Regions from separate parts of the Homo sapiens genome. Here regions 2, 3 and 4 are each linked to region 1. The links are chromatin contacts, found by Hi-C or POLR2A ChIA-PET in ENCODE. All regions are on one chromosome and are shown on one strand. Each heading gives the region's core, a stretch centred on a gene start or an enhancer-like site at or near the end of the contact. The rest is flanking DNA. Distances are from core to core; before and after follow the strand shown. Region 1 holds the start of DNMBP (dynamin binding protein). Region 2 holds the start of OLMALINC (oligodendrocyte maturation-associated long intergenic non-coding RNA). Region 3 holds the start of BLOC1S2 (biogenesis of lysosomal organelles complex 1 subunit 2). Region 4 holds the start of CWF19L1 (CWF19 like cell cycle control factor 1).

Region 1 (5,720 bases), core at 1,510-4,009:
ATATACATACACACACACACACTCTTACCCTTTCCTGACTCTAAAGTTCTCCACAGCATTATGATCCTTTGACCTATTCATTCACATATTTGTCTGTTTCCACCCAATTAGAATGTGTCTGTTCCACGAGGGCTTAGTCTGTTTTGTTCAAACTGGTTCCCCCTCCCAGCACCCACAGCATACACAAGTGCTACCACGACCCCGGCACACACAGGTGCCCCCCACAAGCACATACAGGTGTTCCTCCTCCCGGCACACACAGGTGCCCACCCTCTCAGCACACACAGGTGCTCAGTGAGAATGTGTTCAGTGAATAAACAAGTAAGGACCAAAAGCCATGCCTTCAGACTCCTCACACAATGCCCTATGTGCCTGCCCTCAAGTGCTGGTTCAATTCTTGGTGGTCACGTCCTTCAGTCAGAAGAAAAGATCTAGAAATCTAAAAATGAAATAATACATTTTAGCTACTCTATTTCACCTCCCACAGCTGCCTTTCATAGCAGGGAGGATAAAGAACACAACTAAAAGTTAACATCTTGGTTTAACGGCTCTTTCATTAAAGAGCTCATTTTACTGCTGCTACTTAAGAACTTTCTGCCTTTCCAGGCAAGAAACTAATAACTCATAATTAACTCCTGACCAACAAGACTAAGTTAACCAATCTTGAAAATTAGCTTATTCAGATGTTTTCCAGAGTGTGTATAATAAGAAACTATTTCATATTAATTGAATTGGTGTTGCAAAACTTTCCAGAAGTATTCTGAATGAATTCTAAGGATGCTTTGGCAGATGATCAAGCACATTCGAGAATTTCACAGGAGATAATCTCGTAATAATACCATGTTGTAGGTAATCCATTAGCTGACTCTAGAAACAACAGAATACTAAACCTAGAAAATAAGCCAAAAGCCAGGCTCGGTGGCTCACGCCTGTAATCCCAGCATTTTGGGAGGCTGAGGCAGGCGGATCACCTGAAGTCAGGAGCCAGAAAAGAGGAAGAGATTGATGGAACGTTGAGGGAAATGCCCTGCCTTGGGGCTGCAAGACAAATAAATAACTGGTGCATATTTAAACAGATCGTTTATGAAGATTATTATTATCTCAGCCAAAAAATACACAATATGAACACTGTATAAAAGTCAATTTATCACATTCTCTGAGTCAGACTGTTCTTGGCTTATTGCAAAAGTTATCAGTGCACTGCACGAACCCCGTTCCCAAGCCAGACTTGAGCTACTCTCCACCCTCCAGAAATCACTCCATTGCAGCCTCTGAATTTAAGTGAATTTAACACGTAAGTATCTGCAATTTGAAAAGTCACTTTTCACTTATTTTAGCCCAACCCTGATAAAGTGACTGAGAGAGCTGAGAATAATGAATTTGAAGATTCGCTATGCCCCATTATGCAGAATTCTAAAAATCTTTTCTTCTTAAAACATTTTTATTATCACAATGAGTGACGTGTTTCAAGTTAACATGTAAAATCGGAGAACTCGAGACAGAAGAGGACCTTAGAGATCCTTTAATTCAATATTTTAGAGAAAAATGGGTAGAGGATAAACTAACTTGCTGATCACCGTGTCGGTATTCATGCTGTGAAAGTAATAAACGGAACACCAACTGAGAAATGATCCCCGAATGCTGTCAGGTACTTCAGTCTTGCAAAAACTACTACAGATTAATCAGTCCTGCTCATCCGTTTAACTCAGCTATGTAAACAAGCAGAGCTAGACTATGCTCAAACCCTAAATATTAGCGTTACCACTCGCCTGCCACATACTACAGCATCATTAGTTATGAAAGTGTTTTAATACAAGATCTTCATGTTTGTGTAAAAGAATTACTATAAAACAGACCTAAAGGCAAGTTACCCATATTCCAGAATAAGTGAGTGCCAAAAATATTCACCCTTCATTACAGTACAAATGAGACAGGCAGTAATAATGAGACTGCATTTAAAGTTGTTTTTGCACTTAAAATTTAAGTCTATACTCCTCATCTGCATCAGGCCCCGGCCTGTTTGGTAACCTCAATATTCCTTTACTAAAGTGACAGCATCACCACCCTTTGAGACACAGATGCCCGGTGGACATCTGTGCCTGCAGCAGGAACGCGGGTGTCCGCGGGTTTCTGCAAAACTCCACCATGACCAAAGCTGCATCTCCAGCTGAACAGGTCTAACCCTTGCTTCGGAAGCCATCTGTCCCTGTCTCCCTGACACAGAATCACGGCCTCCTATGCCGTAAGGCTCCGAACATCTGTAAAATCAGCGGGGTGGACTAACGCAGAATTCTTTTTCCAGCTCTCAAAATTCCGCCTCATTGCCGGAGTGGCAGGGCGGTGCAGAGAAAGAGCCCTGGGCTTGACACCGCTTGAAAAGCCCACGTTCGCATTGCTCTGACCACCCCTCCAACTCCCGGGGACTACAGGAGTGCGAGGGGGCCCGCTGCGCCCCACTGTCCCTCGCGGGCTCCTGGCCCACAGAGCGCAGCACAGCGCCGCCGCTGGGAAAGGGCCGATACAGGCCTAGCCGCGCGGCGCGGCGCGGCGCGTCTCTCGGGGTGCGGGTCCCCTCCGCCCGCGGCCCCGGACCGCGACCCCCGCTCCCCGCCCGGCCCCCGCCCGGCTCCGGCCTGGCCCGGCCTCTGACCTGCTTTCCGCCGCCCGGCGGTCCCTCGGCGCGGCAGGCAGTTGCAGCCGCCAGTCCCCAGCCCGCTGTCACCTCCGCCCCTGGAAGCGGCGGGCGGGTCGATCCCGTGTGAGTCAGCGCGCCGCCCCGCCTCCCGCTCAGGCTTCCGCCTCTGCCGGCGCGGTCCGCGCGGCCCCGGGGGCGCCAAGCTCCGCTGCCCGCGCGCCCACCTCTCCGGCGCCCGCCCCGCGCTCGCGCCCCCTGGCGGCCGGCCCGGCCCTGCTCGCCTCGCGACGTCAGAGGGGCGTCGCTCCCAGAACGGCCACCGGGGAAACTGAGGCACGGGGGCCCGCCCCCGCCGCAGCGCGCCGACACGGCTCGTCGGGCCTCGGCCTCACGCAGTCCTACGTGCAGCCCCGGCTGCGGACAAGTTCCTCCACTCTTGCTGTTCCCCCACTCCCGACACCACCCTCCAACCTAGAAAAAAGTCAAAATTCCATTCAGAGAAGTCCAAGTCGATTCCTGTCTGCGTGTGATGCTGTCCTCTTTGCTACCCCGAGGCAGTTTCCCTTATTATGCCACACAATACTCGCTGGGGTTCGCCTCTATCTGTCCCATTTTTTTCTGAGGAAAGTCTCTCAGGACATCTTTGAGAATTTGAGAGCAAGAAATGACAGAAGCAAGAACTGGGCAGGGCTGTCAGAACTCCTCCTCCGACTCAGTTTCTGAATCCCCGCAGTATTCCCGTTGTTTGTTTAAAGACCACGAAGTTACACAGCTTGGCTATGTTGCTGGAATTGCTGCGCCTCACGTTTCTGGAATCTACCTAGAGGATTCTGAAGAAGGCGGCGAGTCTATGACTGTGCATGCACAACAAAAATAAATATTTCACAAATCTCATCCCATGCTGTATATGTTTCTCCTTCCCTTTGCTTTTTAAAAACTTGTGGTTAAATATATATCACATGAAATTTACCATTTTAATCCTTTTTAAGTGTACAGTTCAGTGGCATTAAGTACATTGACATTGTTCTGCAACCATCACCACCATCCAGCTCCAGAACTTTTTCATCTTCCCAAACTGAAACTGTACCCATTAAACACTAACTCCTCATTCTCCAGCCCCTGGTAACCATCATTCTACTTTCTGTCTCTATGATTACTCTGGATACCTCATATAAGTGGGATCATACAATATTGTCCTTTTGTGAGTGGCTTCTTTCACCTAGCATAATGTCTTCAAGGCTCACCCATGTTGTAGCATGCGTTAGAATATCCTTCCTTTTGAAGGCTGAATAATACTCAATTGTACGTATATAACATCTTTGGTTTATCCCATCTTTCTGTGGACATTTGGGTTGTTTGTACCTTTAGGCTATGGTGAATAATGCTGCAATGAACATGGGTGTACAAATATCTGAGTCCCTACTTTCAATTCTTTTGGGTATATATCCAGAAGAATTGCTGGATCATGTGGTAATTCTGTGTTTAATTTTTTGAGAAGCCACCATACTGTTTTTTTTTCCTTTGCTTTTTGAAGCATGTTAACACTGTAAAGAGAACATTTTGTAGTAAAATATCAACGTTCGGAGAGTCTTTAAAATTCTTAGCAATGCTTCATTTGCCTGTAAAACTGTGACTTTTCGGCGGATCACGAGGTCAAGAGAACGAGACCATCCTGGTCAACATGGTGAAACCCTGTCTCTACTAAAAATAAAAAATTAGCTGGTCATGGTGGTGGGTGCCTGTAGTCCCAGCTACTCGGGAGGCTGAGGCAGGAGAATCGCTTGAACCCGGGAGGTAGAGGTTGCAGTGAGCTGAGATCGCGCCACTGCACTCCAGCGTGGTGACACAGCGAGACTCCGTCTCAAATAAATAAATAAATAAATAAATAAATAAATATTTTAAAACAAGTGACTTTTCTTTCCTCAAGAAAGTAATTAACATTGCAAATCTATTGTCTTTATTTTTGGATAATGTTATTAGCCAAAATAAAAATAACTTATTATTCAGTTTCCTACAATTTTGTTTTCTGTGGATGTAGCTTTCTAAAGTTGTTTGGAGTCAAGTATGCCATATGAAATTCAGATGAAAAATCAAGCATTTCGTTTTATTTATTTTTTTCGCCACGTTGGTCAGGCTGGGCTTGAACTCCTGACCTCAGGTGATCCACCCTCCTCGGCCTCCCAAAGTACTGGGATTACAGGCATGAACCACTGCGCCCAGCCTGGGGATCGGAGTTTTTTGTTTGTTTGTTTTTTTGAGACGGAGTCTCGCTCCGTCTCCCAGGCTTGAGTGCAGCGGCGTGATCTCGGCTCATTGCAAGCTCCGCCTTCTGGGTTCCCGCCATTCTCCTGCCTCAGCCTCCCGAGTAGCTGGTACTGCAGGCGCCCGCCACCACGCCTGGCTAATTTTTTTTTTGTATTTTTGTAGTAGAAACGGACTATCACCGTGTTAGCCAGGATTGTCTCCATCTCCTGACCTTGTGGAGTTTTTAAAGATAATTTGGCTGGTGGGGTCTTGAGAAGTGGGGAGTGCTGATTGGTCAGGTTGGAGATGGAAACATAGGGGGTCAAAATGAGGTTTTCTTGCTGTTTTCTGCTCCTGGGTGCAATGCAGAACTGGTTGAGCCAGATTACCGGTCTGGATGGTGTCAGCAGATCCATCAACTGCAGGGTCTGCAAAATATCTCAAATACTGATCTTAGGTTTTGAAATAGTGATGTTATTCCAGGAGCAATTTGGGAGGTTCAGGCTCTTGGAGTCAGAGGCTGCATGACCCCTAAACTGTAATTTTTTTTTTTTTTTTTTTTTTTGAGACGGAGTCTTAGTCTACCGCCCAGGCTGGAGTGCAGGGGTGCAATCTCAGCTCACTGCAACCTCCACCTCCCGAGTTGAAGCGATTCTCGTGCCTCAGCCTCCCTAGTAGCTGAAATTACAAGCATGCACCACCACGTCCAGCTAATTTTTGTATTTTTAGTAGAGATGAGGTTTCACATTGTTGGCCAGGCTGGTCTCAAACTCCTGGCCTCAAGTGATCCATCCACCTCAGTCTCCCAAAGTTCTGGGATTACAGGTGTGAGCCACCACTC
Region 2 (5,720 bases), core at 1,860-4,359, 360 kb after region 1:
CATAAACACAGACCTAACTTCCTTTTGAGTGGGAAATTAAAGTTCTGAGTCCATCAGACTTGTGGATACAATCATAATAACAATAACAATATTTACTAGAGCTGGGCACTGTACTGAATGCTTGGCAGTGTGTTATCGCACCACATCCGAAGCAGGTGTTATTGTTACCTGGATTTTACTGATGAGGTAACTGAGTTCACTTGGAGAAAAAGCTGTGAGAAAATGTGTAATGTTGCTATGATCTGGTTCCAGACCTATGGTCTTAACTACTGGCTCTACTGGGTGTGGAGCAGATGACAAACTAGATATGTCGTAATCTGTCATATGTCCAACTGTATGCCTGGCAATATTCAGTTATACTCAGAGGCAAAGCCTGGTGATGTGACCCTCCTCCCTGGGTGGCAGTGGCAGGGAGCTTAAGTTTTGCACAAACAGCAGATGCATCCACTGTTCCGGAAGAACCCAGCTCACTCCACCTCCTGACCCGTCTTAACATTCAGTCACACCTGGGTTTTAAGCTTTCCTCTCAAACCATAGATACGTACCCAACATTTCCTGTCTACTTTTCCTAAACTACACTTCACCCTCCTATAAGATTGTGAGCTCCTCAAAAGCATCTTCCTCTTTCAGAAATGTCTCCCTGCCCCTAAACAGTCAGCACTGGAAATGACAGAATGAGCTCATGTCTTGCTCTAAATTCTGTCACTGCTACAAACTGTGTGAAATGTCACAGGGAGTAGGAGTCATATTTTGTGACCTGTAGTTAACTTTCCGTGCTGCAGGCAAAGCGCTGATTCTTGTACACTGACTTTGGAACAAATGCCACAGGCCCTAATTGCAGGCTCCAAGGAGTTGAGATTCCATACTGGGGTTGCTGGAGGCAGAAGCCTTCCCACTTTCAGGACCCGGACCTGCCCTTCCCCCACGCGGTCCCGCCCAGCCAGCTACACCCTGGCCACAGAGCGCTCACAAAGGCTCAGTGTGTGTATGCCGGGCTGACTCACAGTGGTTCTGGGCCCAGGCGAGGACCTTCTCAGAGGGGCGGAAGGGGCCCTCTCCCTCCTGGCCATTTTCCATGGGGAGCAGTCAGTAACCAGGACCATGCCAGACTTCAAAAAACAGAGAGGAAAGTGGAAGTGAAAGGCAGCAGAGGACTCAGAATTGCTGTTTCTTATTTCTTTCTTAGAGAATTATGGACAGCAGGAAGGACTCACCTTTTAGTCTGTCAGTTTGTTTGCGAGAGAGAGAGAGAGAGAGAGAGAGAGAGAGATACATTTTAATTGAGAGACAATTCACACAATATAAAACTAACCACTTTATTTATTGAGATAGGGGTCTCACTATATTGCCCAGGCTGGTCTCAAACTCCTGGGCTCAAGTGATCCTCCTCCCTTGGCCTCCCAAAGTGCTGGGATGACAGGTGTGAGCCACCGTGCCCGGCTAAACTAACCATTTTATTTTATTTATTTATTTTGAGACAGAGTTTTGCTCTTGTCGCCCAGGCTGGAGTGCAATGGGATGATCTCGGATCACTGCAACCTTCGCCTCCCGGGTTCAAACGATTCTCCTGCTTCAGCCTCCTGAGTAGCTGGGATTACAGGCACCTGCCACCATGCCCATCTTTTTTTTTCTTTCTTTCTTTCTTTTTTTTTTTTTTTTTAGGAGAGATGGGGTTTCACCACGTTGGCCAGGCTAGTCTCAAACTCCTGACCTCAGGTGATCCGCCCGCCCCACCCTCTCAAAGTGCTGGGATTACAGGTGTGAGCCACCGTGCCAGGCCGAACTAACCATTTTAAATTGACCAGTTCTGTGGCACTTAGTGCATTCATAACATTGTGCAAACACTACCTTTTGTTCTAAAACATTTTCACCCCAAAAGAAAACTTGAACCCATTCAACAGTGATTCCCCATCTTCCCACCCACACTCGGCCCCTGGTGACCATCAGTCTGCTTTCTGTCTCTGTGGATTTACCACTTCAGGATATTTCCTATACATGGAATCGTACAATATATGACCTTCTGTGTCTGGCTTCCTTCTCTTGGCATAATCTTTCAATGTTCATCCCCATTGGAGCATATATCAGTACTTCATTCCTGTTTATTACCTATTCATATTCCATTGTATGAATACACCACAGTTGGTTTACTGATTTATCAATTGATGAACACTGGAGTTGCTTCCACCTTTTGGTTATTGTGAATAGCACTGCCATGAACATTTGAGTGCAAATATGAGTACCCGTTTATAATTTATTAGGGTTTATATCTAGGAGTGGAGTTGCTGGGCCAGATGCTAATTTGATATTTAACCTTTTGTGGCACCATCAAACTGTTTCCCCAGTGGCTGCACCACTTTAAATTTTCTCCAGCAATGTATGAGAGTCACCCTCTTCTTAACGTGTACCCATTTGTCCCTTTCCTCTTTCCTACTTTTTACAAAGCCAGTTCCCCACAGACTTCTCTTTCCCCTGGAGTAGAGGGTGGGAGAAGTTGCATCTCTAGTAGAAAGACTATCCAAGCCTCCATTCTTACCTTTTCCGCAAATAGAATACGGTGACCAGGAGGAGGAGAGGACAGGCTGCCACCTCCCTGTGGTCACTAAGGTACACCCACTACAGCCATTAACGCGACTCCGTAAAACTACCCTCCTAGCGACCTCCAACGCCTCGGTCCTCACCCAGAACATCACATTAAACTTTTCAACAGTCACAGATAGGAAGGGGCTCGGTGTGGAAGGTGCCAGCTCTGGCTCAGCCCTGCGGGTGAGTGTTTAACTTTCAGCCCAGCTTAAGATCTCCGAAGACACCCATCGCCTCGTCCTGCCCAGTCCCCTCCGCTAAAGGGCCGGCCTGCCCGGGCCTGGCTGGCAGCTGACATGAATGGAGAGGAAGCGCCTCCCTCTCCACCCACTCTCGCCGGGGTTACTGCCGGTCACAGACCCGGGCCTTCAAGAGCTATTTACACCTACAACAGCCCACCAGCGCCTGACCACGCCGGAGCCAATCAGCGGCCCCCAAGCTTGTCTGATTCTGTCTGCTCCAATCAGGAGGCGCGGTCCTTCCAGCCTCTTGCTCCTGTGAATCACAGGTCGGCGGGAGCCTTTTTTCCTTTTTTTTTTTTTCCCGGGGAGTCGGCCTCGGGGCTCTGCTCTCCTACCTCAGTCTGCCCTACCCTGGAATGGGGAAAATGCGGACATGCCACTCAGTCCGGCCGCGAACAGTGCTCCAGAACTCAGAGAGTTTTCCAGACGGGTGGAGATCGCGTTCCCTGCCCGCCGAGGTCCCATCGCTTCCCTGCTGGGAAGACAAATGAGGCGCTTTAGCCGTCTCCACGGCCAGCCCCTCCCTCATAACCCGAGATTCTTTGTGGGCTCTTAGTCCATAGCTGCCTTTGAGGTGGTGTAGACCTTGCTAACCAGGACGGCCCAGTAGGCAGAGCTCATTTTTATTCCTGTCTGCAATCGTGCAAAAACGCCTCTTATGGAAAAGCCAGAGCGCCAGGAGTCAGCAAAACACACTAAAGATTGGGCAGTCACTGGGGAGAACGTGAGTAAAAGCACAGGAACAGCAAAGCGTTCAGGAACGTTCGAGGCTGACGCAACCGGCGCAGGAAGGTGGTGTGTGGTGGGAGAGTGGGAGGAGACAGTGGAAAGTTTAGACTTGCTTCTGTAAGTGATAAGAAGTCATCAGATATTTTCAAGCAGGAGAGGAAAATAATCTCTCTGTTTCGCAAAGTTAACTCTCATGGCAACAGAGCAGAGTAGCGGGGGGATGGGGGCTGGGAGATGTTGGGAAGCTATTGTTACCACTCTGGTGAAGAGTCATGGGACCTCAAAAGCTGGGATAGTCACGGTGGGAATGGAAAGGAAGGGCACAAGCTGAGAGGCATTTGGGAGGAGAATCAATAGCACTTTATTGACTGGATGTGTGAGATGAGTGAGGACAGCAATCAGAAGAGGACTTTGAGGTTTCTAGCCTGAGTGGCTGGAAGGACACCACTTCCCCTACCTGAAATAGGTAGCAAAAAGGAGAGAGAAAGAGAGAAGCAGAGGGATTTTGCAAAGGGAATAGGAGTTCAGTTTTTGACATGTGGCATTTGAATTGCAAGAAGTACATCCCTGTGGATGTAATACCCAGTAGACAGTTGGGAATTAGGATCTGGTGTCGAGAAGAAAAGTAGAGATGAGATCCAAAGGGTTTATAGTGGATCGGGAGAGAAATTGATGACCTAAAGAGAAATTATAGAATAAGAAGATTTGGGCAGGGCACGGTGGCTCATGCCTGTAATCCCAGCATTTTGGGAGACCAAGGTAGGAGGATTGCTTGAGCCCAGGAGTTTGAGACCAGCCTGGGCAACATGGTGAGACCCCGACTCTACAAAAACTGCAAAAATTAGCCGGGTGTGGTGACACATACCTGTAATTCCAGCTACTTGGGAGGCTGAGGTGGGGGGATCACCTGAGCCTGGGGAGGTCTAGGCTGCAGTGAGCTGAGATAGTGCCACTGCACTCCAACCTGGGCAACATAGCAAGAGCAAGACCCTGTCTCAAAAGTAAAAAAAAAAAAAGAAGATTCAAGTACAGAATCTTGGGAAGGTAGAAAGAGGACACAGAGGCCAGGTGTGGTGGCTCATGCCTGTGATCCCAGCACTTTGGACGCTGAGGTGGGTGGATCATCTGAGGTCAGGAGTTCAAGACCAGCCTAGCCAACATGGTGAAACCCTGTTTCTATTAAAAATTATCCAGGCATGGTGGCGGGCGCCTGTTAATTCCAGCTTCTCGAGAGGCTGAGGTAGGAGAATGGCTTGAACATAGGAGGCAGAGGTTGCAGTGAGCTGAGATTGTGCCACTACACTCCAGCCTGGGCAACAGAGTGAGACTCTGTCTCAAAAAAAAAAAAAAAAAAAAAGAGGACACAGAGCTAGCAAAACAGACAAAGAAGTATCAGAAAGATATGAAAAATTAAAAAAAAGCAAACTACGATACTGTAATAGAAATAAGAAAATAATTCCAGGAAGAGGAAGCAGGACATTGTTTATGTATGTACAAAACAGTAAGACATTGGTTAAATAAATTATAAAGCATTCATTTGATAGAATACAGCCATTAAAATTATGTTGCAAAACTATATAATTGCCATAAAGAGATGTTCAATGCATCTTTTTTCCCCCAGTGCATCTTAGAAACACTCAGGTTAAAAAATAGTATATATGCTGGGCACGGTGGCTCACGTCTGTAATCCTAGCACTTTGGGAGGCTGAGGCAGGTGGATCACGAGGTCAGGAGTTTGAGACCACCCTGGCCAATGTAGTGAAACCCTGTCTCTACCAAAAATACAAAATTAGCCCGGCATGGAGGCAGGTGCCTGTAATCCCAGCTACTTGGGAGGCTGAGGCAGGAGAATCACTTGAACCTGGGAGGCAGATGTTGCAGTGAGCAGAGATTGTGCCACTGCACTCCAGCCCAAGTGACAATGCGAGACTCCATCTCAAAATAAAAAAAAGTATATATATATGTGTGTATATATATGTATATATATGTGTATATATGTATATATGTGTGTATATATGTATATATGTGTGTATATATGTATATATGTGTATATATGTATATATATGTGTATATATGTGTATATATGTGTATATATGTATATATATGTGTATATATGTGTGTATATATGTGTGTATATATGTGTATATATGTGTGTATATATGTATATAT
Region 3 (5,720 bases), core at 1,605-4,104, 280 kb after region 1:
GATTGCACCACTGCATTCCAGCCTGGGCAACAAAAGCGAAAACTCCGTCTAAATAAAATAAAATAAAACAAGGGTGACATATTCAAACACCTAGAAGCCAGCAAGATAACGTAAATGAGTAAAGTAAGCCAAGTGCTTGCACATTAAATGCATAAGAAAATTATTCACTTCCATGAAGAAATGTGCTTCCCCTTACTTCTTGCAATATGCAATCCTCTTAGCCCATCATTTACTTTACCAGTTTTGATAGAGCCATTGGTATAGAAAACCATTTCTGTACTGCTACTAATAAAAATAACAGTAGAGAACAGTGATCAATGGCACTTGACACTAGTTCCCAGTAAAGGGAGAAAACAGAAAGTGGTAAGGACAAATTAGATAGCACTAGTCCTTTTAAGAGGCAGCTGCTCAGCTCTAGTCAATTATAGCCTTGAAAGAATGCAGGGGCTAGTAGCGCCAAATCTTTGGAATTGTTAAAGAGAAGCCAAACACCTACATTTTGTTACTTGGTTTCTCTTGCTCAAAAATAAACAAACAAATAATCAGGCTGATAACTTACAGAGTCACAGCTGGGTGCAGTGGCTCACACCTGTAATCCCAGCATTTTGGGAAGCTGAGGTGTTAGGATCACTTGAGGCCAGCTTGGGCAACGGAGCAGACCTCATCTCTATTATTTATTTATTTAGGACAGAGTCTCCCTCCATCACCCAGGCTGGAGTGCAATGGCACGATCACAGCTCACTATAACCTCCACCTCTCAGGTCAAGCGATTCTCCCGTGTCAGCCTCCTGAGTAGCTGGGATTATAGGCGTGTGCCACCACACCTGGCTAATTTTTGTATTTTTAGTAGAAGCAGGGTTTTGCCATGTTGAGCAGGCTGGTCTGGAACTCCTGACCTCAGGTGATCCACCTGCCTAGGCCTCCCGAAGTGCTGGGATTACAGGCATGAGCCACCGTGCCTGGCCATATTTTTTTAAATAATAATAATAATAAAAGAAAAGTAATGAAGATCTCAGGCAGAGTGGTGGTAAAAGGAATGGAAAGGAGAGCATGGGTGCAAGAACATTACAGAAGTGGAATTTATAGGACTTGTTCAAGTAGATATTGAGGGATGGAAGCAGACTAAGATGTATCTGGGGTTTTAAGCCTGGGTGGTGCCATCAACCAAAATAGATGGAAAGAGGATCACTTGAGCTCAGGAGTTCAAGACCAGCCCAGGCAACATAGTGAGACCCTGTCTCTTAAAAACAGAAAAAGAAAAAAAAAAATTACAGATTCACAACCCCTACTATTCTGTATCAAGCCTTTTCTCATAGATTCTGATTCACAAATTTAGCTTACAGTAATTTCCTGGGGAAGTGAAACAATTTAATAAATGTTTTTGAGATGCTGTACTGGACCAGACTTCACTTTCTTTCTTTTTCTTTTTTCTTTCTCATTTTTTTTGAGATGGAGTCACACTCTGTCGCCCAGGCTGGAGTGCAAGTGGTGTGATCTCAGTCCACTGCAACCTGCAACCTCCACCTCCTGGGTTCAAGCGATTCTCCTGCCCCAGTCTCCCCAGTAGCTGGGATTACAGGCGCCCGCCACCACGGCCGGCTAATTTTTGTATTTTTAGTGGAGACAGGATTTCGCCATTTTGCCCAGGCTGGTCTCAAACTCCTGACCTCAAGTGATCCACCAGCCTCGGCCTCTGGGATTAAAGGCATGAGCCACCGCGCCCTGCCCATACTTCACTTTCTGATCCTCCTCCACACATAGGTCATGTGTCCACTTGGAAACGATCAAACACTAGTCATGTCCCAAAGGATGGGTTATCAAATCCTCAGACCAAACTAATAGGTCCCTAAATCTGCAGGTCACTCCCCGTTCCTCAATTTCATTTCTCTTTATCCCGGTAAACACATCTTCTGCTTTAGCCAAACACACTGCTTGCACATACCACCTCATTCGCTAGTTGTATCATCTCCCCCTTTTCCACCAATAATTCCCTTCACAACCCTGCTCAAAATACACTTTCCCCAAGGAAGCACTTCTTGATTACTGTTGCTGGATATGAACTCTTTTTTGTTATTGTTTTCTCATTAGTCTATGTTACAGAGGCCTGCAGAGTTGTATTTTCTTTCTCTCCCATTCATGGCCTCCCCCAACTTCCAACAGGCCTGTCTCAGGGCATGCAGGGTAGGAAGGGAGCTGCAGACTGATGCTGCTAACCATCTCCCAGGCCTCCTGGGCCAAACCGCACCCGAATCAACCCAGACCCCGCCTCACCCGTCAGTTCCCCAGTCAGGTAAGTGGCCATTTTGGAGAACATGTCCCGGCAGAGCTCAGTGATGTCAGCTTCAGCAGGCTCCTTTGCTTCCTCAGCTGTCTCCACGGCGGCATCGTCTGGGCCAAGGGAGAATGACTAAGTGTCCCGCCTACACCCGGTGCTAATCCAGCCAAAGCAGCCTGTTCCGACATCCCTCCACTTGCCTTCATTCCATCAAGTCGGCTCCATTCTCCATCTGCCATAATTTCAAGTCCTTCACTGCGTCCCTGCCCATCTGACACATCAACTCGCCTCCCTCGCACCGCCCCTCGCCCATACCCGGCACCCCCGCTCATCCTGGCACCATCCCAGTCACCCTGACAGGACAAACACTCGCGCGCAGCGACAAGTGCACTCCTCTCACCAGCCCGTTCCTGCCAGGTGAGCCACCACACACTCAACCTCGCCCACCCGAGACGGAGCCCCAGGCCCCCCACCGGACGCTTCCTCCCCATCCATTCCGGGTACCTCGGGCGGGCTCATCACTCCGGGTCGCCAGTACGCCCTCGGCTGCCGCCGCCATAGCGGACCCCGCGCTGTTTCCGGGCCGGGGTGCTGCGCATGCGCACTGGGTGTGCCCCGCCCACCCGGCCGGCCCTGCAGTCCTGCGCCTAGCGGTCCAGTCCAGCCTCAGGTCTATGACACAGCAAAGGGCGATTCCGGAGCCGAAATTGAAGCTACGCCAGGCTGTTGTGAATTGATCCACTGCCAACAGTCGCGACGTCTGGGACTGAGGGCGAGCTCATCCCTACAGTCACACCCTGGAGGGATCACTCATCTTGTACCACTCACGACCCGTCTGGGAATAGTCAACCCTGTTTGTGGCCTGCTGACCAAAACCACTGAAGACGGATTGCCCGCTCTCCTGACACTCCGCACTGGAGTTAGTCATCAAAAGATTGCTCAGGGAATCCAAAGTTTTACAGGTTGTCTCGTCCACACTTTGGGAAACCTTCAGGCATTGATCCCTGGTCCTAAATACTGTCCCTCCCAATGTCCTGAGTTAACACCAACTCACTGGCCCCTATTTCTTAAACTGCAGGCAGGCATCTACTTCTCTTCAGTTGATACAGCCTTCCTTGAAGAAAGCTTAGACTGTAACTTTTTTAGGGCTGAGGATACACTCTGGTTATCTTAATTGCATTTAAGCTGTTTCACAAGCCTCCTAGGTGTACAGAGTACTTAATGGGATGGGAGAACAGGAGTGAGTGAAAGAGATGGATGAGAAGAAGTGACTGGGGAGCAATTGAAGGTGCAAAATGAGGAGGGATAAAGGCCACAGAAGAAGGGATAGGAGATATTCAGCAGGCCTCAGGCAGGCTCCTGGACACCCAAAATCTTGGTAGTTTCTTTTCTTATCCCTGGTTATCCTCCCTCTGCACCCTCTCACCCCACCCCGATGCCAGTACATACACACACACGCCAGCTACCCCTTATCCCCAGCCCTCCTACCCTGACTGTCTCCACCCTGAGGACTGAGTCTCACTTGTCACCTGTCCCCACTTTTCCTATGGTGCAACCATAGTAGCCACTATTTCAAGCCATTCCTGCGAGCCAGAAGTTCTTTTTTTTGAAACAGAGTCTCGCTCTGTCACCCAGGCTGGAGTACAGTAACGTGATCTCGGCTCAGCTCACTGCAACCTCCACCTCCCGAGTTCAAACGATTCTCATGCCTCAGCCTCCCAAGTAGCTGGGATAACAGGCACGCGCCACCACACCTGGCTAATTTGTTTGTATTTTTATTAAAGACAGGATTTCAGCATTTTGCCCAGGCTTGTCTGGAACTTCTGGCCTCAAGTGATCCACCCAACATAGCCTCCCAAAGTGCTGGGATTACAAGCGTGAGTCACTGTGCTAGGCCTAGAAGTTCTTATAGCCCAGCTCCTTCACATCACTGCACCTACTCTATACCTCCTAGAGAGCATGAACCTATTCCAGCCCAGGCACATGGATGACCCACAATTTCAGCCTTTCTTCCCTCTATAATACCAGAAGCAAATGCAAAGTCCAAGTTTTCCTAAGGAGTTTTATTGATAGCCACCATGGAAACCCACATGGTCTTATGGAAGAATAATGTCAGAACCCACCACATATTAATTCAAAGATCTCTGAATCCTGAGTTCATTTCCTTGCCTGATTCCCTTCAGGCTCCATTTTTATCTCCTGGTTAAAGCCCACTCAGTTTCCAGGTTCAGTGGACCAGGAGGCAGCCTCTTGCAGAAGATCCTTCATAGACTTTGCTCCGGGAGTGCCTCACACTTAACTCCTCTGCAACGTTGGAATCTCACCACGGGAGAGTCTCCTCTCCTCTAAGGCTTCCTCTTCTCTTTTATAGGGAACCTCTGTGGGGGAAAACGAGAAACCCATGGGTGCTAGCAACAAATCTTGGGATGCACAAAGGATAAGAATAGGATTCACTGGGAAGTAGGAAGACATCTAGATACCGCCTACTCTCTTGGTTTCTACCTTTTTCACAGACCATGGCTATCCAGGTGCTTAGGAAGAGCCATTACCCTCCCTCTCTTTATCCTGTTTGTTAACTTTTTTTTTTTTAATTAACACACAGAGCTAAGTACACAGGGAGTAAAAGGCCCAGTGGAAGACGTTATTTCACAGAGCTATGTGGCAACACACAGAAACACTGATTCACAAGCCTAAGCATGATGCCCACCACACACAGAAACATTGGCTCAAAAGGCCAGATGCAGGGTGGGGCTCAGCAGCAGCCATGATGGGACCTGTTGTCCTAGAAGTGCAGGGGATGTGGCGAGGGGGCCTGTGCGGAGGCAGAGGGAGGGAAGCCTGCTGTCTGATGCTTTAGGCCCCCTTCCTCACCACTCTCCTGCCCACCCTGGACTCCCCAGGGGTCTGGGGTCACAGCTGGGGCTGGCTGCGGGTGCTTCCAAATAGCTTGTTCCTTCTGTTGGAAGAAGAAAGGGACAAATCATTTGAAGAAATAGTTTGTGTACCACTTTTCTTTTCTCTCTATCTGATTCCAGAGAACTCAGACTGCTATAGACTGTTTGCGTCCCTCCCAAATTCATCCGTTAAAATTGTAACCCCCAATGTGATAGTATTAGGAGGTGGGGCCTTTGGCAGGGGATTAGATAGTGAGTATGTAGCCCTTATGAGTGGGCTCACGCCTGTAATTCCAGCACTTTGGGAGGACGAGGTGGGTGGATCACCTGAGGTCAGGAGTTCGAGACCAGCCTGACCAATATGGAGAAACCCCATCTGTACTAAAAATACAAAATTAGCTGGGTATGGTGGCACATGCCTGTAATCCCAGCTACTTGGGAGGCTGAGGCAGGAGAATCACTTGAACTCAGGAGGCGGAGGTTGCAGTGAGCCGAGATCGTGCCATTGCACTCCAGCCTGGCCAACAAGAGTAAAATTCCATCTCAAATAA
Region 4 (5,720 bases), core at 910-3,409, 260 kb after region 1:
GCCCTTTTTTTTTTTCCTGTATACAGTATTTTCTTTTTTTCTTTTTCTTTTTTTTTTTTTTTGAGACAGTCTCGCTCTGTCGCCCAGGCTGGAGTGCAGTGGTGCGATCTCGGCTCACTGCAACCTCTGCCTCCCAGGCTCAAGCCATTCTCCTGCCTCAACCTCTTGAGTAGCTGGGATTACAGGCGCCCGCTACCACACCCGGCTAATTTTTGTATGTTTAGTAGACACAGGGTTTCACCATGTTGGCCAGGCTGGTCTTGAACTTCTGACCTCAGGTGATCCACCCACCTCGGCCTCCCAAAGTGTTGGGATTACAGGCATAAGCCACCACACCCGGCCAGGTGTTTTCACTGTACCCTTTCTATATTTAAATACAAAAATGCTTACCATTGTGTTACAATTGCCTACAGTATTCAGTACAGTAACTTGACGTACAGCTATACCATTTAGCCTAGGTGTACAGGAAGCCATACCATCTAGGTCTCTGGAAGTACACTCAAAGATGTTCGCACAATGACGAAATCGCCTACCAACTCATTTCTCAGAACATAACCCTGCTGTTAAGCAATGGATTACTCTTATTTCCCAAGGCTCAATCCTAACATTCTCGGGAAGCCTTCTTGACTCCTATCATTAAGCCAAATACCCCTCTTATGCACTCTCCCAGATTCACGAATATTTTCTTCCCAAAAGTTACCACTATTGCAATTTTTTTTTTTTTTTTTTTGAGACAGGGTTTCAATCTGTCACCCAGCCTGGAGATCAGCAGCACGATCACAGCTCACTGCAGCATCGACCTCCCCAGGCTCAGGTGGTCCACCTGCTTCAGCCTCCCAATTAGCTGGGACCACCACGCCCGGCTAATTTTTTTTTTTTTCTGTATTTTTTGTAGAAACGGGGCCTTGCTATATTGCCCAGGCTGGTCTTGAATTCCTGGACTCAAGTGATTCTCTTGCCTTGGCCTCCGGAGTCGCTGGGATTATAGGCGTGAGCCACTGCGCCTGGCCCTATCACTATGGTAACTTTACATTTATCTGAATTCCTTTTTTTTTAGACGGAGTCTCACTCTGTTACCTAGGCTGGAGTGCAGAGGTGCAGTGTCGGCTCACTGTGCAACCTCCGCCTCCGGGTTCAAGCGATTCTCCTGCCTCAGCCTCCCAAGTAGCTGGGATTACAGGCACGCGCCACCACGCCTGGCTAATTTTTTTTTTTTGTATTAGTAGAGACGGGGTGTCACCACGTTGGCCAGGCTGGTCTCGAACTCCTGACCGCAAGTGATCCGCCCGCCTCAGCCTCCCAAAGTGCTAGGATTACAGGCGTGAGCCACCGCGCCCGGCCATTATTTGTATTGTTTTTTGTTTGTTTTGTTTTGTTTTGTTTTGTTTTGAGAGTCTCGTTCTGTCGCCCAGGCTGGAGTGCAGTGGCGCGATCTCGGCTCACAGCAACCTCCGCCTCCCGGGTTCAAGCGATTCTCCTGCCTCAGCCACCGCGCCCGGCCCATTATCTGGATTCTTTAGTACCTGTTCCTCTAGACTCTACGCTCCATTAAAGCAGGAACTCCATCTGTTGCAACACCTAGCACAGCGTCCGGCACACTGCAGTTCTTCAATAAATACTTGCTGCATGAAGCCCTCTCTTCACCACCACCCCCACCCCTCCTCCTCGCAAAAAAAAAAAAAAAAAAAAAATGCCCCAGGGAAGGGTCCCTATCTACTCTGTCCACCACTGCCCAGGGCCCATCAGTGGGCCCAATGGCTATTTGGCGAGTAAATAAATGGGGTCAGGAGAAACGAAGGGGAAAGGATGTGTCAGAGGCCAGGACTGCCCCCTAAGATGGAGGAGGCCTAACTCTGGGAGCTTCCGCCTCTCCGAACGAGCGTCGCCAAGAGAAACCCCCTCAGAAGCGAAAAGGGCCAGGAAAAGAGGTCAGCCCCGGCCAGGCAAAGACATCACCTAAGCTCCCCAGCAGCCCCGTGTCTCTCCGCCTTTTCCTTCTCCCTTCCCGTCATGGGAAAGACTCCCGCCCGTGTCGTCACCTACACACACGAAAGAGACACAGGGAGAGAGGCTTCCATTCACGGTCACTCACAGGCGCAGCGGTTTCTGTGCCATCTGTCCGAATAGTATGGGTTGCGACTGCCACCTAAAATTGGGAATGCGAATCCGCGCTCCCCGGAAAAATGCGACCGCGCAACAATCAGACGTCAGCGCCCTCCAGCCAATAACGGTTCACTTACTTACGGAGACCGCCGAGGGACAGAAGCCTCTCTCAGGTGTTTGCGCCTCAAGGAAGAATCAAGAGGGAAAGGGAGGAACGAAGGGAGAAAGAGAAAGTGACCGAAAGGATTCCAACTATGATTTTTTAAATTAAATTTCAGAGCACTTGAAGCGAATGAATGGCTAGGAAGTACAGAGCACAATGTCGGGTTCTAACCTAACCTAACCTAACCTAACCTAACCTAACCATATCGGTCTAGTGGGCAAGACAGACCCCCTCTATCCACGTTTTTTGTAAGTTTTTAACCTATCAAAAAGTTAAGAGGCCGGGCGTGGACGCTCACGCCTATAATCCCAGCACTTTGGAAGGCTGAGGCGGGCGGATCACTTGAGGTCGGGCGTTCAAGACCAGCCTGGGCAACATGGTGAAACCCCGTCTCTTCTAAAAATACAAAAATTAGCCGGGCATGGTGGAGAATTGCTTCAACCAGGGAGGCGGGGGTTGCAGTGAGTCAAGATCGCGCCATTGCACTCCAGCCTGGACAACAAGAGCGAAACTCCGTCTCAAATTAAAAAAAAAAAAGTTAAAAGAATAATGGCTATTACCTTGATTCAGTAAGTCTCAGCATGTTGGCAAATTTGCTTGTGTTCTCTTTCTCTCAAAGTGCCCAAGCCCTTCCATTCTCACTCAATCATTTGAAAGTAAAGTACAGGCCGGGCGCAGTGGCTCACGCCTGTAATCCCAGCACTTTGGGAGATCCAGACCATCCTGGCTAACACGGTGAAACCCCCTCTCTACTAAAAATACAAAAAATTAGCCGGGCGTGGTGGCACGCACCTGCAGTCCCAGTTACTCGGGAGGCTGAGGCAGGGGAATCGCTTGAACCCAGGAGGAGGAAGTTGCAGTGAGCCGAGATCGCGCCACTTCACTCCAGCCTGGGCGACAGAGCGAGACTCCGTGTCAAAAAATAAAATAAAATAAAGTGCGGACAACAGGAATACATCTCCATTTATCTCCTAAGATTAGGATATCCTCCTACATAACCGTAATACTATTAACACAGCTAAGAAAATTAACATTAATTATTCAATAATATTACCTAATATACATCCATATTTAAAGTTCTCCATATTTCCCTACAAACTGATTTTATATTTGGGGCTTGTTTTGATTCAGATGCAATCAAGTTTCACACTTGCATTTGGTTCTGTCTCTATTTTAATCTACAAAAGCCCTCCTACCTATTTGGTTTTAGTTTTTGTAATATTGACTTTTTTGAAGGGTTCAGGCCAAGTGGTAGGAAACAAGTGTGTAAGGAAATGGAAACAAGAGAGAGTTCCTGACGACTGCGGGGAAAGGAAGACTCATCAAGGGCATCTAAATAATTCAAAATTAATAAAACATAAGATTAAAGAAGAACTACAGGCCAGGCACAGTGGCTCATGCCTGTAATCCCAGCACTTTGGGAGGCTGAGGCGGGAGGTTCACTTGAGAACAGGAGTTCAAGGCCAACCTGGGCAACATAGCCAGACCTCGTCTCTACTACAAATTTAAAAAGAAAAAAAAAAAAGTTAGCTGGGCATGGTGGCCGTATGCCTGTACTCCCAGGTACTCCAGAGGCTGAGGTGGGGAGATCACTTGAGCCCAGGAGATGGAGGCTTCAGCGAGCTATTACCTTGCCACTGCACTCCAGCCTGGGTGACACAGCAAGCCCTGTCTCAATAACCAAACAAAACTACAAAGTTCTGGCTTTTCCCACAGCCTACAAGCCTTCTTTTTTGTTTGTTTCTTGCCTCATAACTGGTGGCTCTGCTTTGCTGGCACATAAGCATGCATTTTTTCCTACTCTTTGGATAATACAGCACTGCCCAGGAGTAGCACTCAAGACTGAATCTTGAAGAAGAGTAGAAGTTTGCCAAACATGAGCAGGTAATAATTCCCAGAAGAGGATACAAAAGTAAGACATAAAAACTCATCGTATTGAAAAATCAAAAGACTCCACGAAAAAGACTGTTAGAAATAATAAACGAATTCAGTAAAAGTTTCAGGATACCAAATCAACATACAAAAATCAGTAGCATTTATATGCACCAACAGTAAACAATCTGAAAAAGAAATCAAAAAAGCAATCTCATTTACAACAGCTACAAAGAATATAAACTACGTAGGAATCAATTTAACTAAAGAAATGAAAGATCTATACAAGGAAAACTATACAATACTGATGAAAGAGGACACACACACAAAAAGGAAAGATATTCCACGCTTATGGATTAGAAGAATTAGGCGGGCAGATCACGAGGTCAGGAGATCGAGACCTTCCTGGCTAACACGGTGAAACCCCGTCTCTCCTAAAAATACAAAAAAATTAGCCAGGCGTGGTAGCGGGCGCCTGTAGTCCCAGGTACTCGGAAGGCTGAGGCAGCAGAATGGCATGAACCCGCGAGGCAGAGCTTGCAGTGAGCGGAGATCCAGCCACTGCACTCCAGCCTCTAGCCTGGGCAACAGAGCGAGACTCCGTCTCAAAAAAAAAAAAAAGAAAGAAAGAAAAAAGACAACACTACCTAAAGCAATTTACAGATTCAGTCCAATCCCCATCAAAATACAAATGGCATTCTCTAGATAGAGCAAGGATCCCCAACCCCCGGGCTATGGACCAGTACCCATCAGAAACCAGGACGCACAGCAGGAGGCGAGCGGTGGGCAAGTGAGAATAACCGCCTGAGCTCACTTCCTATCAGATTAGTGGTGGCATCAGATTCTTACAGAGGCTGGAACCCTATTGTGAACTGCACATGCGAGGGTTCTACGGCGCTGCGTACCTTACAAGAATCTGATGCCTGATGATCTGAGGTGGAACAGTTTCATCCCCAAACCATCCCCCCATCCCTACTTTCAGCTCTCTTTTTCTAATGTAAATGTCATGTACGAGCGTTTGTTTTTTTTGTTTTGTTTTGTTTTGTTTTTGTTTTTGTTTGAGACTGAGTCTCGCTCTGTCGCCCAGGCTGCAGTGCAGTGGCGCGATCTACGCTCACTGCAAGCTCCGCCTCCCGGGTTCACGCCATTCTCCTGCCTCAGCCTCCAGAGTAGCTGGGACTACAGGCACCCGCCACCATGCCTGGCTAATTTTGTTTTTGTATTTTTAGTAGAGACGAGTTTTCACCGTGTTAGCCAGGATGGTCTCGATTTCCTTGACCTCGTGATCCGCCCGCCTCGGCATCCCAAAGTGCTGGGATTACAGACGTGAGCCACCGCGCCCGGCCACAATAGTTTTATTTGACGTCAGGACTGTTTTGTAGACCGAGGTGTGATAGATGTGGCACGCACCAGCCACGGTTTCCACCGTCCCCAGAGCGTGGAGAGGCAGCGCCACTGCTCTCAAGGTTAATGACAACTCAATAAAGCACTGCTTTTATTTTTTGCAGTCTTCAATTTGAGAAAGGCCAGAAATAATGTTTTCAATAAATATGGTTCATACCATTAAAAAAAAAAATCCCCC

The links. Hi-C counts contacts between places; a loop is a spot of excess contacts on that map. ChIA-PET counts read pairs that join two places held with the same protein, here RNA polymerase II (POLR2A). Pooled maps may share reads with other maps.
Region 2: a map of OCI-LY7 shows a loop between it and region 1 (5-fold over the local background). The contact joins the promoter of OLMALINC here to the promoter of DNMBP in region 1. A Hi-C loop is called at or near these places in 1 of 168 maps with a recorded cell type or tissue (OCI-LY7), 3 of 37 single-sample maps with no recorded cell type and 9 of 50 pooled maps. POLR2A ChIA-PET finds 5 or more read pairs at or near these places in 4 of 52 experiments (BJ, GM12878, H1 and 1 more).
Region 3: a loop to region 1 is called in a map of CD4-positive, alpha-beta T cell, with 3 times the contacts of the local background. The contact joins the promoter of BLOC1S2 here to the promoter of DNMBP in region 1. A Hi-C loop is called at or near these places in 1 of 168 maps with a recorded cell type or tissue (CD4-positive, alpha-beta T cell) and 10 of 50 pooled maps. POLR2A ChIA-PET finds 5 or more read pairs at or near these places in 1 of 52 experiments (GM12878).
Region 4: a loop to region 1 is called in a pooled map, with 4 times the contacts of the local background. The contact joins the promoter of CWF19L1 here to the promoter of DNMBP in region 1. A Hi-C loop is called at or near these places in 6 of 50 pooled maps. POLR2A ChIA-PET finds 5 or more read pairs at or near these places in 2 of 52 experiments (Panc1 and activated naive CD4-positive, alpha-beta T cell).

Annotation. Positions count from the first base shown.
Region 1 is chr10:100,007,188-100,012,907 of GRCh38, forward strand. It overlaps DNMBP (dynamin binding protein), which reads right to left and starts at 2,760. Exons shown (of 17, transcript NM_015221.4): 1 at 2,651-2,760. RefSeq lists a silencer at 2,533-3,052.
Region 2 is chr10:100,370,467-100,376,186 of GRCh38, forward strand. OLMALINC (oligodendrocyte maturation-associated long intergenic non-coding RNA) reads left to right here and starts at 3,110. Exons shown (of 3, transcript NR_026762.1): 1 at 3,110-3,546. RefSeq lists enhancers at 2,673-3,002, 2,732-3,301, 3,103-3,232, 3,302-3,869, 3,870-4,439.
Region 3 is chr10:100,283,826-100,289,545 of GRCh38, forward strand. It overlaps BLOC1S2 (biogenesis of lysosomal organelles complex 1 subunit 2), which reads right to left and starts at 2,855. Exons shown (of 5, transcript NM_173809.5): 1 at 2,780-2,855; 2 at 2,272-2,388. The coding sequence starts at 2,834. PKD2L1 (polycystin 2 like 1, transient receptor potential cation channel) reads right to left here. Exons shown (of 16, transcript NM_016112.3): 15 at 5,147-5,231; 16 at 4,324-4,653. The coding sequence ends at 4,571. RefSeq lists enhancers at 2,089-2,596, 2,182-2,481 and a silencer at 2,772-2,971.
Region 4 is chr10:100,265,479-100,271,198 of GRCh38, forward strand. CWF19L1 (CWF19 like cell cycle control factor 1) reads right to left here and starts at 2,160. Exons shown (of 14, transcript NM_018294.6): 1 at 2,093-2,160. The coding sequence starts at 2,115. RefSeq lists an enhancer at 1-140.